2 separate regions of the Homo sapiens genome follow, and region 2 is linked to region 1. Evidence: chromatin contacts called from ENCODE Hi-C data. All regions are on one chromosome and are shown on one strand. Each heading gives the region's core, a stretch centred on a gene start or an enhancer-like site at or near the end of the contact. The rest is flanking DNA. Distances are from core to core; before and after follow the strand shown.

Region 1 (6,710 bases), core at 1,304-3,803:
ATAAATATTAGCCCACTGGCAAGTATTTATTGAGCACCCACTAAGTGATCTGCAGCATGTCAAACATGAAATATATTTCTTTCTCTCAAGCACTTTACAATAAGTTAAAAAATAAAAGATACATCACAGATTAGAGTGAAAAAATTTAAAATGCAAATTAAAGCAAGGTTTTTAGTTTTAAAGCCTAATACTAGGTGATAAACAAAGACATAATGGGAGGCACACACATACCACTAGATCACTGTAAATCAATACAACATTCTGTAATTTGGTGATGACATAAGAGCCTTAAAAAACACACACACAAACAAACAACAAAAACAGACTCTTTGGCCCAGTAATTCCTCTTCTACAAATCTAAGGGGGGGAAATTTCAAAGGTTTATGTAAAAGGATATTGTCTGTAGTGAAATATACACTAGCAAAACCAGAAACATCCCACATACGTGCCAACAGAAAAAATTTAAAATATGATAGTTACATGGCGAAATGTTAAGCAGCTATTAAAAATATTTTTCAAAGAATAATGATATGCGAATGTCTGAGTTAAATGAAAATACCATGTGGTCTCAGTTTTAGGAAAAATACACATATATGCAGACAGAAATATTTAAAGTACAAAATATTTATAGTTTTCTTATTTGCACTCATCTATTTTCCAATTACTTTATAATAATAAGATTTAACAAAATAATCGATTGTTATTTGCAAAGGCGCATCATGAAACAAAATTAAAATGTAAATGTTAAAAGTCAATGTGAGAGAATTGGCCTGGATTAAGAAGTTTCACATAAAAAATTACTCCAGACAGTTTGCGGGAGAGAATAATCTATGTAGATTAAAACCATGAGGAAATGGTTGCAGACGCTGACACTGATCTAAGTAGGTGGAAACTGAGGGAGAACCAAAGATAATGGTTACAACAGATTTTAAAGATACTCAAATATATTCTATTTCATGATTAATTCATTGTTTATATTTCCCCAACATGTGGGCTTTTAAAAAATTCACTTTTGTTATAAAAATAACACTACTTGGCAATTGGTAGAGATTAGGAATCACTTTTCCTAATACAAGGCATTTCTTCTTTCTTACAATCTCTTAAGACAGAGACCATATTATGAAACTTTACAAAAACGAAACAAGTTTGACATCAGAGAGGTGACTAACCCAAAGAAATGGCTAGTTATTAAGAACGGGAAAGGCAGAGACCACTCACTGTTAAGCCTCTTTCTCAATACTGAATTATTTTTAGAGTCATTTTTTCCTAGTCAGAAATTGCCAGTTTTGTCTGCAGTGCTCACTTCACTTAGGTTTTGTGGCTAACAAACCTGCCCCATCCAGCAATATTTAAAATTATTACTGACCCAAACTCAGATGAAGTTAAGCAAACTGGCTAAAGACGAAGGAAGTTTGTCTCCTAAACCTCGCCAGAACATGAATGTCCTGAAGTTTGGGGAATCAAAAACGGAATGTGCTTACCACAGTTCAAACAAAAAAACAAACAAAAACGGACTCTCCCAGAGTAAGAAAACATTACAAGAACGTCCATCCAGTGCCTGCCCTCCCGACTGCAAAGCCAGCCTCTTTCCTTTCCTGTGGTTTCTGAAACGGCCAGGATACCGCCTGGTATTTCTTGCTACCAAACACCACGCAATCTGACTTTTTCCAGCAAGACCGGTCCCTTCCTCAGCACACCGGTGACACAAACTTGGAAGCACCGTCCCTCAAAAATCCCCTAGATTCTGCTCTATCCCATCTAACTCTAAAGCCCAAATCTACGTTTTCCTGAAAGAAAGTGTGAAATAAATAAAATAGGGGTCTCATCAAATCCAGTGGGCTCCGCCTCAGAGCCGCCTCAAAAGAGCCGTCACCACACCCCCAATGGGTGAGGCTCAGCCGATGAGGCAAGAGGCGGGTCCAGGAAACCACGTGTTCTGCCTTCTGCGCACGCGCCAGCCAAAACAAAAGGGAGGTCTGCCAAGCCCCACCCCCCACGTGACCGGCGTCCAGGTCCGCCCCCACCCCTCCCTAGACCCCTTCCCTCCCCAGCTGCCAAGGCTGTTAGGTTTAGCCGTTTAAATTTGGCTGCGGTCAGACCCCCGCCCTAGAGCGCGATCCCGTGCCGAGACCAGAGTCCAGCAGCCCAGAGGATTCGGGGGGCGAAGGGGCTGCCGGTCGGTCGCCTGACCCGCAAGTCCACCCGGCAGTCTTCTCCCCTCCCCGCGCTGCCGCCGTCCCCAAGAGGGAAGACCCACCCCCGTCATCCCGCCGCTGAGACGCCGGCCACTCGCCTGCTGGGGCGCCCTGGCTCCCCTCCGCCGCCGCACCTTCGGTCCGGCCGTGGTGGGGGCTGCTGAGGTGATCTCTAGCTGCCCGCCCGCCTCCCCCACCCGGGGCGCCGCTGACTCGTCTCCAGAGCGCGCCCCGCTCCCGCCCCGGCCGCCGCCGCCGCCGCCGCCGCCGCCGCCGCCGCCGCCGCCGCCGCGGTTTAACAGTCCGCCCGCTGCCCGCAGCTCCGTGCGGCTCGGGGGGACGGAACCCTGCCGCGGTCTGGGAGCAGTGGGCGGGGCCCGGCGCTAGCCAATGGCAACGGGGGAGGGGCAGCGCCATGCAAATGAAGCGGGTGGCGGGGAAACCCCGGCAGGGGGCGGGGCCTGCAGAAGCGGCTCGGAGTGTTCTGGAAGTGGCAGGAGCACGACTCCCTTAACTCTGGTGCAGGGTTTACCTCGGCTCCCTCGGGACGGGTTCCGTGCAGCTCCTGCTTCCTCCCTTCTCTTTCCCAGTGCCATCCCTGGCGAGGGGGAAAAAAAAAAACACGGCCAGGAGACTTCCCACCCCTGCTTTGCTATTTTTGTACCTCCGTGACAGAAAAACAAAACCCTGAGGAAAAGTCAGGCGACTTCATTCCCTGCCGTCCGCGCCGGGGCCTCGACTACTGCTGGCGTCCGCGGCTTTCGCCCGCCGCTCCACAGGCGAGTTTTAAGAGATTTCTCACAATTGTCAAGTCCGCAAGTCTCCGTGCGTTTGCTTTTATTTGGGCCGTGCGTTCAAATGCGCTCATAATTCTTTCTGACCCTCAGAGGGGCCCTGAAGTAGGTGACAAATTTGCCTTGGATCCAACTGGGTGGTTTTATGATTAAAAAAAAAAAAACAGACAAAGCAGTTTTAAGTCTCTACAAATCTGGTTTGAGTGGCGCTGGACCTAACTCCCCTCTGCAGTAACGCTGTCAAATAAACAAACGGAGTTTATGTGGAGATAGTTGGCCAGCGACACCCAAAAACACTTCTGAGCGTCTTGCACCTGGCCCCGCGAACCGCTCACCACAAAACAAACCTGCACCTGGGCACTTCCCCAGCCAAGAACTCGATTTTTTTAAAACTGAACTCTAAATGTAGCTTCTTAGATGTTGTATCACAGTCTTTCCTAAGCACCGAATTTACACATGAAATGATTTAAGGAACGAAGAGCACTAGGCTTTTTAAGCCAGAAGGATAATAGCCATTATTTTAACCTTATCAATTGGATAAGATCCCGGGGGCGGAAGAGGGGAGAAATCCAAGGAATTGCAGTCATAACAAAGCGTAATCCGTAACATAGATAACTGGAATTGGAAAATTAGCTACTCGTTCCTGGTTCTTCTAGTAGATTGTGATATTACTGAAATAATTTTTATGACCAGCTGCATTTATTGGAGCTATATTTTTTTAATTACTGAATAATTGCACCTCGATATGGGGCAAGGGAAGAATTTTAGGAAATTGATTTACTTTCATTGTAATAAAAATTGTAAGCTAATGATGTGTTGTGAAAAATAATTAAATCAGTAAGTATTTATTGGATATTTACCATATTCAAAGGACTGTCCTAGTCCCTGGGGACAGAAATGCAAAAATGAATAAAGTATTTTTTAAAGTTTTGTTTTTTTAATTAGCAGTTTGAGACATCTAATAAGCATGTGTTAAGATAGATCAAAGGAAGATTCTGGATTTGAGTTGGACGTTTAAAAGACTTAAGAGAGAGGAGGAAGGCATCAATAGTTCAGGAGATAGTGTCCTTGGGTGGTTTGAGGAGATGTTGTGTGAATATTTGGGGGGCAGAAAAGTACATTGTCAACTAGATTGAGTAAATCTTGAATGACAGGAATTCAGATTTTAACCTGAAGGAACTGTAGAGACATCAAATCATTTAATGGTAGTTTTCTCCTGTGAAATAATTTTTTGCTACCAAACAAAATATTTATATATTTGCCAAATGTTTATTGAACACATGTTTTGTGATGGCTAATGAAGATATATTAGTAAACAAATTCCCTGTCCTCATGGAGTTTATAGAGGATGACAAAGGGATTAAGCTTTGTAACTACACAAATAGTGATTCATACAGCATTTCTACATATATTATGTAATTTGTTCATCACATAGCCGTGGGAGGTAGGCTGTTTCCAATACTCTAGATTAATTTTTTTTTTTTTTTTGAGACGGAGTCTCACACTGTCTCCCAGGCTGGAGTGCAGTGGTGCGATCTCGCCTCACTGCAAGCTCCGCCTCCCGGGTTCATGCCATTCTCCTGCCTCAGCCTCCCGAGTAGCTGGGACTACAGGCGCCCGCCACCAAGACCGGCTAATTTTTTTTTTTTTTTTTTGTATTTTTAGTAGAGACGGAGTTTCACTATGTTAGCCAGGATGGTCTAGATCTCCTGACCTGGTGATCTGCCCGCCTCGGCCTCCCAAAATGCTGGGATTACAGGCGTGAGCCACAACACCCGGCCGCTCCAGATTAATTCTTTTATCTTCTAGTCAGCCCTGCCGCCTGCTAAATGTTACAGACCTTAAATAAATATTTCAATCTATCAAGCTATCATACATGTACATTTTCCCTATTTTATATTCGGTTTAATAGGAATGTGGGGAGATGATTAACAAAATAATACAGGTTTGATATAAAATATATAGGAAAGCACAAAGAAGAAAACCACAATCATATGCAAAGTCTGTTGTATTTTATATGTATGACACTGTGCATACTGGTTTTTTATCCCATTTAGCTACATGTTAAGCACACTATCCCTTGACACTGAATATTGTTCTAAAGCATGATTTTATTATTTGTAGCATATACATGCGAGTTTTCCAGACACTATAGAATATCAGTTCTCCTTATTACAAAAATTGATATACTGAATCATTTGTCAAATTATTTTCTATATTACTCAGCAACAGCCTGAAAAGTGCATGTAGTTAATGTTTTTTTAAAATCAAGGACATATCATTTAGAAGGTACATTAAAAGCATTCTGATTTCCAAGAAAAAATATAACAGTGGTAAGAATAGAACACTTTAAAATCCAGCAAGAACAAGGAGAAGTAAAGGGCACCATTCTTGCTGACATAATAATTACCTATCTGGAAGCTTTAAAAAATGTCCAGGTAAGCAGTATTACAATGATTTCATGAGATAAACTTCTCTCTTCAACACTGGTTTTTATTCAGTCATTCCTTTCACTCAAGAAACATTCATGCAACACTTAGTATAGCTGACACTGTGATAAATGCTAGAGATAAAGGAGAAAGATCAATCTTTAATTTCAAGCAACTCACAGCCAAGAAGGGGCTTTTCTATCCCCCTTTGTTACTTTGTTTTTCTCCATTGCACTTATCAGCATGTAATGTAACATAGATTTTGATTTTTTTACTTTTGTAGTCTATCGCCCTAAATTAGACCATAAGCTCCATGAAGTCAGGCACTTTTGCTGGTTCGCTCATTGCTGTATCCCTAGAGCCTAGGACAGGGCCTGACACATGTGGATTCTCAATGCATATTTAATGTCTGGATAAATTAATTTTCACATCCCAGAAAGTGAATGTTATATTCATTTTCCAGGTGAAAAAAATATGAAGCTCAGTGAGATTAATGTACCTAGATTCTTATGCTAATAAATGGCCCATTTCGAAGACAGACCTGACTGGGTCCAAAGCCAGAGTTCTTTCCTCACTACCTCTCACAGAATAGAAAGCCTATTCTATTCTATTCTATTCTATCCTATTCTATTCTATTCTATCCTATCCTATTCTATTCTATTCTATTCTATTCTATTCTATTCTATTCTATTCTATTCTATTCCATTCCATTCCACGCCATGCCACGCCACGCCATGCCACGCCACCCCACCCCACCCCACCCCACCCTACCCTACCCTACCCTACCCTACTCTATTCGAGGTTGTCCTATTTATTTCTCCACATTTCTATGCCCTGAGAAACTGTCCCCCACTGTTATATTCCAGTATATTTAATTCTTCTTTTATGATCAGGTTTAGAGAGGGAAATAGAAGCAGAACGGCTAAACATGATAATCCCTACTCAGGACAGATTTAGCTTTAACTAACCAGTATCTATAAACAAGCAGACAAAAGGTAGAGGTAGGTAGCAAGACCTATAAGAATCTTCGAACCAGGGCTAAGTATAACAGAGAACAGAACTGGCCCATGACTACAGGGGAACAAAATGATTCCCTGTGTATATGAATATCCATGGCACTTTTATTCACAACAGCCTCAAACTGGAAACAGCCCTAAGATCCATCACCTTTGAAAGGATAAAGAGCTGGGCACGGTGGCTCACGCCTGTAATCCCAACACTTTGGGAGGCCGAGGCGGGCAGATCACCTGAAGTCAGGATTTCCAGATCAGCCTGACCAACATGGTGAAACC
Region 2 (7,062 bases), core at 3,240-5,739, 2.8 Mb before region 1:
ATAAATCAAGTCAACAACTATTACATGTCTTTTATGGACTCCAAATTTCAAGAACTCTGTGAGAGGCATACAAACAACATATATATAACGCACAGCTATCCATGACATGGATTTCAACTGTATCCCCCAATAACCCAGGTTCTTCAGGTCATAAATGGATGGGCTTTATCTTCTAACAATCCACACGATCTGTAGCAGATTTTCCAGATGGTAAGCAATGGAATGACCAACTGTCCAGGTTTTCCCAAGACTGAGGGAGTTCCTTGGTTGTGAACGTTTCAGTACTAAAACCAAGATCTCAGGCAAACCTGGATAAGTTGGTCATCCTAGAGAGTTGAGGGAGAAATGACATCATTCAATTATATCAGTGTAGTAATCACATACTTGTCCTCTGCTTCTTCCTTGTCTTTCTTTCCTTCCCTTCCTATCCCATCTTACTCTCTTAGGATAGCTCTATGGCACAGTGACTAAGAACCAGATTGTGGTTTCCAAATAGATACGGGTCTAAATTCCAGCTTTGCCATGACTTTTTAAAAATCTTGTACAATTGACTTAACTTCTCCAGTCCTGCTTCCTTACTAGTGACACATGAGAAAATGCATATGAAGTACATACCATCATGCCTGACACATACATCATGCTTTATACATGTTAGTCACTATTGTCTCTGGATCATGCCCTTATGGATACTTCCAGCTTCCAGGGTTCTGGTTCTAATGAGACCAATATCAGGGCATGCTATGGATCAACAGGAATTAAACCTTCCCACCGCAGTGCATTTGCAGAGCCCTATGCAAATCAATCCTTTGACGTTTCATTAATGAGAACGCAAAAAGTAGGTACAACTGAAAGCAAGAAGTAGGTATAACTGCAGCAACATCCTGATTACCCAGAATTTTTCCAACTTTTCTCATCCAATCTCTTCAAGCAACCCCCTTGCATTATTGTTCCCATATGCTCGACACCCAAGCACATAGAGACATACGCATCACATAAACACACAGAGGGACACACATACACACAGAGGTTTTTATATGGCTGAGCTGGGAGAAGCCAAGTAAAACACTTTTTCTTTTGTTTCTAGACTATTTAGCAAATACGAGGAAAATGACGTGGCACTGAAGAGGGGACTTAGAGAGACAGGGCCAGTGGGTGGAGGAGGAGAGGACGTGCCGGGAAAAGAATGCAGAAAGGAGATTTTTTTTGGCCACAGAGTTTTTGCTAAAAGCAGCTAGGAAGCCCCACGGCTCCAGTGTGCGTGAACTCCTGGTAATTTCCTTGGGGAATCCCGCCTCAGAGAACCTCTACCCCGAGAATTAGGAGGAAGCTGAGCTAGGTGAGTTTCCAAACGGAGGGGGTGGGTGAGTGACTAAAGGCCTGAAGACCGGCCCAGACGAGTTTCCCAGTGGGCGTCCCCTGGCTGCTCTGACAGCCACAATAGGAACTCAGTCCAGAAGAGGGGAATGCCGAGGCCAGGGACGATTCCTAGTGTTTTCCTTTGTCTCTCAGCTTCCTGTGTTTGAAATGAAGGCATCCGAGGCTCTCTGTGGCCACTCTTGTCTGGGATTCTTTCCTCAAGAGGTGTTCTTGAATTTGTGAGAACTGCCAGGAAATGGCGTGAGTCATGTCTTCTTAGCAGACAATATTCAGCTTTAGAAATTCCCAGAGATATGACTTGTTTATAGGAAAGGAAACAGGGCTATTCTGAGCTGCCAGGGGAAGAGGAAAGCGCTGCTCATTTTTTAAAATATCGTGTTGAAAGGTCATACACGCGGCCAGAGTGCCAGCAAGAGCCCGGTATAGACACTGATGTTAGCAGTTCATTTGCCTACATTTCAGGCGATATTTTTGAGCGTGGCATTTTAAAATGCGAGTTCCATGGCATTGAAATTCCACTCCCAGTCTTAAGCCCAAAGGCATGAGCAGGGTCCAAGGCGGAGTCTTGGTTGGAGGGGTGCGGCTGGGGTGTTGTTAGGCCTGGCTGAGGGGAGGGGAGGAGCATATACAAAGACACCACCTTTCTCTACTTTCTAATTTCACATTTCTTGAGCAGCCAGCTGATTTTTGTTCCCATATTCCATGCTCCTTCCTCTACTGTCTTTTCTTCATAGTGTTAACAACTGCCATGTCCATTGTCCTTACCTTAAAGGATTGTTCAAAGCGGCCAACTTTGGAAAATGTGTCCAAGGAGAGAAACTCGGGGGGATTCCTACTCCTGCAACCCTTGCTTCTGGCATTGGACCACCTTCTTGTGCAAAAAGTTTGGTCCTGAAATGTTTGAACTCGTAAAGGCACCGTTTACACATCTGTCACTGTTAGCAGAGCCAGTCAGCTGACCACAGAGATTGATTTCCAAGGAGAAAATAATCCACTGAGTATTCACTGATACAACAATAATTAGCCAATGTGATAATTTCATAGATACCACATCTGATAAAATCAACACCTTTTCCTAATTACAGAGTAAACATTTCAATAGGAATAGAAGGATGCTCCTTCAATGTGATAAAGATGCTCTTGGCTTAAAGTAAATAAAGATTATAATTAATTGGCAAACATTGAAAATCAGAAACAAACACAAAGAATGTCCTTTAGTATGATTATCACTGTTTCTGGTTTTTGTTTGTTTGTTTTTTGGGGTTTTTTTGAGACAGAGTCTCGCTGTGTCGCCCTGGCTGGAGTGCAGTGGCACAATCTCGGCTCACTGCAACCTCTGTCTTCCAGGCTCAAGCGATTCTCGTGCCTCAGCCTCCCGAGTAGCTGGGACTATCAGCTAGCATCATTATCACTTTAGATTCTCTGGTTAATGCAGTAGGTTATAAACACAAAAGGAATAAATTTTTGTGAACTAAGGTACTAAAGTACATGAAAATCACACAAGTATAAATCTGAAAAAGTCAAAAGAATTAACTAAAAGCTTTCTTTATTTTAAAAAAGAGTCATAAAGTGGCTTGGAATAAGATAAATACCTAAAAAGCAACAGTATTTCTATATACTGGCAGTAAACAGATAGATAATATAAAGCAAAAGAAAAGCTATTCAAATAGCGACAAATATAAAATATTTATAAACTCAATAAGAAATGTATTAAAAGTTTTAAAACCTTGATTGGGGGATATATTTTTAATAATTAAGAGGAAGAGTTATATTTTTATTAGATGGAAAAATTCAACATAAAGATGCCAAGGCTCCTCAAACTTACTGAAATAATTCTGTCTAAAGATCCAACGGGACGTTTCTTGAAGGTCATTAGAATGAACACTGACGAATTGCTAAGCTTAGTGCTTATCTTATTAAAAACATTCAAAACTATAAACAGGAAAACTAGCAAAATGCAAATGTTCTTAGGGATCAGCCTCGTCAGATATCAGAACCTATTGTAAAAACTGAAACTGTGTTTGATGTAAATATAAAAATATAAAGAAAAAGAAAATAATGAAATCCCCTGAAACAGACCCTGTTATATACATATGTGTCACATTTTATAGATGGCCTCATAGTTCACAAAGTTTTCCACTTGCATTATCTTTTATGCTTCAGAATCATGCTAGGAATCAAGTCGTATTATTACCCTCAGTCTTAGTTCTGAAGAAACTGACACTCAGAAGTGGCTTGACCAACATAATAAAACTAAGATAAACCCAGACTTGAACCTAGATTTTCTGACTTCTCTTACCAGGCATCTTTTCACTACATCAATCTCACAATACATTGGAGAATATACTTTTTTTAACCATACTGAAATTAGGGGAAAAAATGTTTCGACCTGCCCTTACACCATGTACTCCTGCTAACAATAAACAAACAAAATCCTGTAGTTGTTTGATGAAACATAGAGATATGACACTGAACTAGGGTCTGTGTCTGTGGTTGTCCCTCACTGAGTCCACTCACAAAGTACGAAGCTACAATGCTTCCTATTCACCTCCTCCCACCCCCACCCCCACCCTATCACCCCCATCCACCCCAGATGAATTACTTATTGTCACTAAGACGTAGCAGTGCCCAAAGTGAAATTGAAACTCTCCAGCAAATTACTGTTAAAAGAAAGTATAGTCAGTCTGTTTCTGGGGAGGGGTTGGATAATTAGAGAGCAACTAATTAGGAGCATACAGTTAAGAGTAAGGACAAACAGAAAGAAGAAAAGGAGTAAGCAACTCATACATAGTGCAGACCCACTATGTGGGAAAACCACTCATCTCTGACATTGTAGCAAAAAAGCAGCTGTCAACAATAAACATAAATGCTAGCCTTAGCTGAATGGGCACAGCTGTGTTCCAATAAAACTTTATTTCCATAACAGGCAGCAGGCAGACTATACATTGATGACTCCTGTACTAAGCAATTTAAGATAGTTTTTCCATTCAATTATCCTAAAAAAAAAACCCCTTTAGATAAGAAATCAGAGGTTACTCAACATGACCACCTGACATTAAGATGGATACAAGTATTTGCCTCAGTAAGTGGCAGAGCTGAAATCTGAACTCAGGTCTTGTGACTCCCAAGCTGGGAAGCTGGAAAGTGTGTAGTCTTCTGATAGGGCAGCCTCCTGTGACTCAGAGGTTTAACTGGATTTTATGGGTGTGAAGTCTCAGCAGGTAGAAGAGGCCTGAACAGGCTGCATCTAATGAACTAGACATGTGTTGCACTGAACCAGGCTGGGAGTACGTGGGTGATCTCTGTTGCAATCATTTAACAAAGTAGGGAGGTATAGACATGCCCATTCACCTCAGACACACCCCTCGCCTCCGAGACATCAAATCCGCTCCTCCTAACACACAGCAGGGTGCAGTTGTGGTCAGAAGTGAGTGGGAGAAGGAGGGTAGGCAGATGGGTGGCTGTTTATGGAAACCAGGAAATCCCAAAAAATAAAGTCATCTAGAGCAATTCAGGCAACTTCTTTGAGTCCAAGCTTTCCTTTCTGTGGAATAGAAATGTCTGTCCTCTTTCTTTTCTTTTTTTTTAGCAAGATGTCAGAATAATACAATAGGAAAAAAAAAAAAAACTCTGTGTAAAGTTCATTGGGCACCTCAGGGATACATGTCATTTGATGACATAGTCTCATTGTCACCTGACGCCCCATGACTTCAGCTGGCTCCAGAGTCTGCATGTAGCTTTCTGTGGGGAACTCTGCCATCTTTACATTTAACACATCTCTGCTGACAGACCAGCACTATTGAGCTGGTGCTTTGACAACCACGTCGACAAGAGACCAGGAGAGATGCCATGTAAAGGTGAAAGGACAGTGACTAAGGGGAGCAAATGAGCTTTTAAACGAGCCTGACACCATCCAGCTAGTTTTCATACTCCCTCCTGTGAAAAATCTTGACATATTGGTACATTGCTATGAGTTATTTATTTATATCGGTGTATAGTGGCCTAATATTATTTGCTCTTGCAGAGTGTTATCTAGGACTACAAACTTATTTTATTTTAAGCTCAATGACATTTCATCAACAGTTAACACAGCGTGAGTAGCTAAAAGTCACTTCAGGACAGTACATGAGGCCTCTCAGATGTTGTTGCTTTATTGCTTGACTGGATAGTTCTCTGGCTTTCTCTACTTTTGATGGTTTCTGTTTTTACCCAGCTTTGTCTGTTTTGAGCTGTATTTTTTCAGTCCATTATTACATATTATATTATTTATTTCACCACAAGATTTATTTATTATCTGCAGTAATGAAAACTAATTTGTTTCATTTGCCCATGTTAGCTATGCCTAAAAGGGAAAACAATTCTCTCTTGGTCATACAGAGAGGGGTAGAATGGAAAGGAGATGGGTACAGTCACTGAGGAGTCTCTAAGAGGATTCCATCCTGGAGAACCCCTGCTCTGGGCTTGGAGAACTGGGCTCAAACAAGGCAGGGTTCATGTCAAACCCCTGGCAAATTCTCTCAATTTGGGACTGAGTCTCTCATGGTGCCTAGACTTTGGTAATGCTTTCTGGAAACTCAGAAACTGTTGGTCCTAATCTCAATTCAGCTATTGACATTCTGGTCTTTTCTATTTAAAGCCACAAAATTGACTGTTTATTTTCTAGTCATAGTTTAATTTTGTTTTGTTTTAAGCTCTCTTAGTTGATTTCTGCCCAATCAATAAGATCAGCCACACATTTAATCTGATTCTGTCATTGAGACAGCTGAACACCCTGGCAATTCTACAGCCTACTCTGGGTAAGTTCAGTCCATATAAACTCAGCCCATTTCCAACACCTCTGTGACAGCTTTCTCATCTGTAATATGAGAAAACACTCACCTAGTTCACAGAATTGTTGGAAGAATTATATAATAAACAAGACTGTACTACATTTTTTAACTGACAACATACATTTTCTTAATAAAAAATAACATTTTTAATAAAACAATAATAATATATGTCTCCAAGAAGACGAACACTAGATTTCTCGGGTGTTCTGTGTGTTGCAGCACTTTGCTGGTGTTGACATGAATTTGTCAATCAGAACAGTTATACTCATTAATAAGAATAAACATTGACTTTTGCAGTTCTGTACTGATTATAATTTAGCCCTCTTTTAAAAAAACTATGAAAGTATTACATATAGAAAAGGGCATAAATGTTACGTGTGATGAAGTTTCATAAAATAAACACACCTGTGAAACCAACACTCAGATGAAGAAACAGAACCCCTACAGCGTCCCAGAACCAGCCCCATGTGCCCCATTCCAGGCATTTTTCCTCTAAAGAAAACTCCTTTCCTGACTTCTAACAATATAGATTAGTTCTACCAGTTTTCATAATTTTTTATACATGGAATTAAAAAATTATGTAGTATTAGTACAGATCTTTCTAAGCTTATTTAAGCTTAGTTCATAAAGAAGATATGGGTTCTAAAGCAGTCTTTCTTTTCTAGGCTGACTTGAGGAAAGAGAGCTGGAGGAGCGGGGTGAGTAGAGGAACCCTATAATTTGTTATCCAAACTGGGACACCTTTGAGAGTGAAAGAAGGTGCTATTCATAATAACAGTGGACAAAAGCCATAAGCAGTGACTGTCCCCAGCAAACCAGGACATGTGGTCACCCTGGTGAGAGGGGATGGTAGAAG

What was found. A loop is a pair of places that touch in the nucleus more often than their neighbours do. Pooled maps may share reads with other maps.
Region 2: a loop to region 1 is called in a map with no recorded cell type, with 29 times the contacts of the local background. The contact joins the enhancer-like site here to the promoter of KANSL1L in region 1. A Hi-C loop is called at or near these places in 3 of 37 single-sample maps with no recorded cell type and 8 of 50 pooled maps.

What each region holds. Positions count from the first base shown.
Region 1 is chr2:210,168,856-210,175,565 of GRCh38, forward strand. It overlaps KANSL1L (KAT8 regulatory NSL complex subunit 1 like), which reads right to left and starts at 2,554. Exons shown (of 15, transcript NM_152519.4): 1 at 2,294-2,554. RefSeq lists enhancers at 1,579-2,213, 1,641-1,820, 2,214-2,849, 2,850-3,483 and silencers at 2,011-2,320, 2,441-2,770.
Region 2 is chr2:207,333,347-207,340,408 of GRCh38, forward strand. LOC105373851 (a long non-coding RNA gene) reads left to right here and starts at 1,014. Exons shown (of 4, transcript XR_923809.3): 1 at 1,014-1,336; 2 at 6,872-6,904. RefSeq lists enhancers at 917-966, 1,227-1,636. Within about 2 kb of position 4,490, at least 4 of the 41 ENCODE cell types and tissues checked have a DNase peak (open chromatin) inside an H3K27ac peak, as active enhancers do.